2 separate regions of the Mus musculus genome follow, and region 2 is linked to region 1. The links are chromatin loops, found by intact Hi-C in ENCODE. Cell type or tissue: heart. All regions are shown on one strand.

What was found. A loop is a pair of places that touch in the nucleus more often than their neighbours do. Peaks named below come from ENCODE experiments on the same cell type or tissue, not always from the same donor. Only the 100,000 strongest peaks of a DNase experiment are listed, where the experiment ranks them.
Region 2: it touches region 1 in a loop (2.3-fold over the local background); 2 of 42 quality-filtered maps call a loop at or near these places.

The regions. Positions count from the first base shown.
Region 1 is chr1:90,290,100-90,292,599 of GRCm38, forward strand. It overlaps 2700003A03Rik (a long non-coding RNA gene), which reads left to right. Exons shown (of 4, transcript XR_003947931.1): 4 at 525-671. Among named protein-coding and RNA genes, the nearest start is that of 2700003A03Rik, 18 kb to the left of the region's middle. In heart, a CTCF peak has its summit at 1,363 (motif pointing left); no DNase peak of the experiment used is centred here; H3K27ac peaks cover 1,173 bases.
Region 2 is chr1:90,494,267-90,496,766 of GRCm38, forward strand. The region is part of intron 1 of Gm28722 (a long non-coding RNA gene); the gene reads right to left. Among named protein-coding and RNA genes, the nearest start is that of Gm28722, 8.4 kb to the right of the region's middle. In heart, a CTCF peak has its summit at 1,003; a DNase peak (open chromatin) is centred at 1,075.

The DNA of each region.
Region 1 (2,500 bases):
GCCCTCGGAGGTGGTAAGCCTCAAGTGGATGGAGAAGCTTGTTGCTTTTGTAGGCAGACACTTCCATGTAGAAACTCAGCATGACTCTCTTTAGACTGTGCCGGTGGCAAGCAGGTTAGAGCCTGTGTTCCTGCTACTGAGCCAGAAGGCATGGCTTCTGGGGCAAAGGCTGTGTCTGGAAAGGGGGCTCTGCCCCTGCTCACACATGGTGCTGAGCACACCCTCATTGAGGGAGACAGTGGCCGTGAGTTTGGGGTAAAAGGCTCTTCTGTTCTCAAGGAGACGGGTCTTGGTGTGAGAATATGGGATGGAACATTTTACACTGGTTGGAATCAAAGGAATGCATACCCCAAAATATGATAGGCAGTCATTCTTGTAGCGATACACAGAGGCAGACTGGAGAGGGGCTGGAGAAACGAGCACCAACAGACAACCCACTCCACTGTCCAGCAGGGAATTAGGGGTTATTTCACACACACACACACACACACACACTTACACACATCTGTGTTTTTCCCAAACAGGAAGTCACTGTGAGGACCTTTGTTAACAGGACACAAGATGACTACTCCTATGCTGATCCTGGGAGCCTACTTATGTGAACTGACTGCGGCTATTTCAAGGAAGAACAGGGCTCTCCCTCCCTCCCTCCCTCCCTCCCTCCCTCCCTCCCTCCCTCCCTCCCTCCCTCCCTCCCTTCCTCCCTTCCTTTGGGTACCCCTGGCTCTCCTCACTTCTTTTCTTCTGTCAATCTAAAACAAAATGTGGCCCAGTGACTGTGTTTGGAGACAGTAAAGCATTACAAAGGGAGTGTGCGCTGTGTAAGCTTTGGCATCTTCAAAAGGGTGCGCCAGGGAGAAATCCTTCAGACTGAGAACTCCGAGGATAGCAGAGATTTTGACACAGCAGTCTTTGTCTAATAAGGATCAGTAACCAGGGTGACATTAGTCTGAGGTTGAACACTTGCTGGGCAGATGTCCTTGCAGAAAGGATGGCTCTGCCAGTGTCTTGTGACAGCCACGATTGGGCTCTCATGCATGAGAGCCCTTCCTTCACAATCCCCAGCTTTAGCTGTCCCTTGGGGCAGATTGACACTAGAGACACTATGTCCTGACAACCTCCATATTTTTTTCATACCCTTTTCTTTTCTCATCTGAAGTTCAGGTCCCAGAATATGTAATCATTTTTTTAACATAAAATATAGGGGCTGGCAAAATAGCTCAGAGGCCAAACCCACTCACTGCTCTTGCAGAGGACCTGAGTTTGATTCCTAGAACTCAGCACCCAGCAGCCTAATGGTTGTGCTTTACAACAGTTGGTGACTCCAGTTCCAGACAATGTGACGCCCTCTTCTGGCCTCCACAGGGACTGCATGCATGTGGTGCACAGACATACTGCTGGCAAAGCACACAGACACATAAACAAAAGGTAGCAGAACATAAGACCTGCAACCCACCCCAGAGGCAGAAGTCTGTATATCACTTATACACTTTCTGGAAGCATCTGGGGTACCATGGAGGCACAGATCAATCTAGTGCTATGTGTGTGTCCCTCAGACTTCTGATATCCTAGTCTTGTGGGCATATTGTAACGGTACCATGATGATGACATCATGGATGAGACCTTTTAGAATTCCCTTTTAATTTAACGATATTACTTATTTTGTGTGTATGTATGGGAGTGGAGACTTGCTCCAAGGCATATATATCCATTCAGTCAGAGGACAATTTGGGAATCTGTTCTTGCCTGATACCATGTGGGTCCTGAGAAATGAGTTCAGATGGGTGGGCTTAGTGGCAAAAACCTTTACCCACTTGGTAGTTCCTAAAGTCCTTAACAATAGTATTATGATTACTATAATTAACAATGAAAGAAACATCTCTATAGAAGGTCACTCACCTATATCAGGTTTGCTGGCCTTTTTAATGTTTTCACAGAAAAGGCAGGCTCTCTCTCTCTCTCTCTCTCTCTCTCTCTCTCTCTCTCTCTCTCCCTTCCTCCCTCCCTCCATCCCTCTCCCTCTCCCTCTCCCTCCCTCTCTACTTTCTCCCTCCTCTCAGTCTTTCCCTCCCCTCCCCTTCTTCCTCTCCTCTTTCTCCTCTCCCTCTTTCCCTCCCCCTCCATCTCCTCTTCCCCCAGCCCTCTCTTCCTCTCTTCTTGTTTCTCTCTTTCCATAGGATTGGCCTTCAAAATGAAACCATCCCACCCGTGGGATTACAGGTTTGCACCAGACAGATTACTTCTGAATAATTTGAAATGGTTTGAAGTTTAGTTCTTATTTAAAAGCAAGACCTGGGGATTCTCCACAGGAAACACAGAGAGCTAGGGGAATCTCAGGGTCAAAGCACAGGTGCTGGGGACCCTGTTAGCCATCCCTGCATCCCTGGTGTCTCAGCAGAGAATCTGTCTGACATCACATTGAGAAGCTGCAATGTTTCCATGGCTTGCCCCCAAGTCACGTCACAACCATTTCCATTGCAGTATACAGGCTATGAACCTT
Region 2 (2,500 bases), 200 kb after region 1:
TTGAGGAAGAATCACAAGTGCCTGGAAGTAGCCAAGACTCCTTGGATAGTCTCACTCCAAACAAGACTACTCAAAGAACACATTCAGCTGTCGAGGTAGCTGTGGACTGAGCCTTGAGGCTACTATGGGTGAATGGTATCTCTGGCCAGGATCCTAGCCCTGCTTTTTTGTAACCCCACTGAGCCACTGATTTGGGGGCATCTTCAGTGTTTGCTTCCCTAAAGATGTAGTGGGAACGCTGTTGGTATCAGGATCTCCGAAACCTATGACATCACATAGGCGACAGCTTGACCCGCATACCTGTTGCCAAGGCAATAGTCACCATAGTCCCAGAAACCACTTGACTCACCTCCCACCTTTACCTGTGGCTATGTCACCATCCATATATAAAGGAAGGCCCCTCTGATCTCTCTCTCTCTCTCTCTCTCTCCTCTCTCTCTCTCCCCTCCTCCTCCTCCTCCTCCTCCTCCTCTTACTCTTCTCCCTCCTCCCCCTTCTCTTTCTGCTGCCACTTTGCCCTCTTCTCTCTCAATAAACCTCACGTGGAACTGTTTGGCCTGGTGTGGTCTTTCTGGAGCCACACAATGATCACAACAAATACCACAAACAGAAAGCCCTTGACCTTGAAAGCTTTCTGCCCTCCCCATCCTTTTCTACCAGTCTGATGGGCACTGCTCTTAAAGCAGGGAAAGCAAATTCAGAGGGCTAGAAAACAAAAGGCTTTCTTGGAATCTGGACCAACTGAGATATCCTTTCTACCATAGGAATTCCTGGGGACAATTATTGCAGGTAGAGGAATACCCACCACTTTATTGGATGAGATGTTCCAGGGACATCTCCTTAAGAAAAAGTTTGTCTAAAAATTCTCTCTCCTGTTCGGAGGGTTTGGTGTCTGTAACAAGATGTGCTAAGCACACATTTTGGCATGGAAATGGATCTCACACTCCAGAAAACCAATACTAAGCCAGAAACCCTACAGTTGGTTCCCGCTTTTGTCTGACCCGGTTCTTAAAACAACCTAAGAGTGTCTCTCCAGGACCAGGAATCAGAACTCCCAGTGTGCTCTGCCCTTGCTCTGTCCTCTGTTCGGAAGACTCAGAGCGGTGAAGTCTTGGCTGATGGCAACTCAGCTCCATTCCCATCTCTGCGTGAGAGCTACAGTTATCTGCTGGCTCAGTCCCTCAGTTGGATGCTCCATAAAAATTCCGAGCTTGCCATTTCCTCCGAGATGAATGCCAATCGCCTCTTTGTTTGTCTACTGATGTAAAACATAAGATAGCTCTTAACTGAGGATTTCCGTAACTTAAAAACGTTTACGGAGATTTTAGTTTTAAAATGGATGTTCAATGCATTAGAACATTAAAATAAGGTTTCTCCAACCCTAACCCTAACTGTAGATCTATCCCTGACAGCAAGCCAAGCCCACACTTTCCCTTGAACTTGGACTCTGGGCAGGGAACGCAGAACCTATCTATGCACAGTCCACTGACAATTTTACAAAGCATCATGGACTGTCTGTAGTCTGGCATGTCACCCTATGAAAATATGTCTCTAAACGAAAAACTAATGGTTTTGTTTTATTTTTATAGTGAATGGGTTGTAGAAAGCCAGGAGGAAATTCTGCCTTCCAGACTGCTTATTTTACTTGGGAAGGGAAAATGCCTCGCTAATGGTGTCCTTGAAGGCGACCTGAGCCAAGGAGAAGGAGCATTGCCAAGTTTAATGGGGTAAAAATTCCTAAGAGCAATAACAGCAAATTATTTTTGGGAGTAATGCCCACTACCACCATAATTATTTATTAAGACTGGGAAGTCACCATCTTCAATTCACAATGACAGAGAAAACAGAGTGAAATGATCAGCACATGGTAGGCTGGGCAGCAAAGCACCCCTCCCAGACAGCAACAGTCACCAGTGCTTAGCGGCAGACCGTTTAACCTCAAAAGATGAAGACGTCAAAACCAACAGCATCTAAGTTCAGGGGCCTATAGCAGTGCATCAGTGCATTATCTATGAAGAATGATTTTCAAAAACTGCGGAAAGTAAATTAAAAGGTCCGCATTCTCGAGGCAGTCATGTTGAGGGGAGAAAATATGTATAGCTGTGCAGAAGGATTCGCCAAAAGGGTTTTTATGAACTTGGCAAAAAAATAAATAATTTTGAAAAGTATCCAGAACAATTGGCTTGAACTTCTAAAAGACAATCTGAGACACAAGTGTACCACAGACGACCGTTGTGGTCTTGTCTCGCAGTTATTAAAATGTGTTTTAAGAGTGACGTTCATGGGTTTGTTAGATTGTTGGATAGGCGTCTGAGGGACACGTCGAATATAGGGCACAGTGTGGAAGAGAAGGAGATTGCACACAGCACAGACAGCCCCATGTGCAACGTGACATGCCCAGAGCCACATTTAATAACAGGAAATATAATTAGACAAAGTGGGTTTAATCACATGGTTGATTTAATGCCATATAACAAGCCAAACTGTCATCATTTCAGTG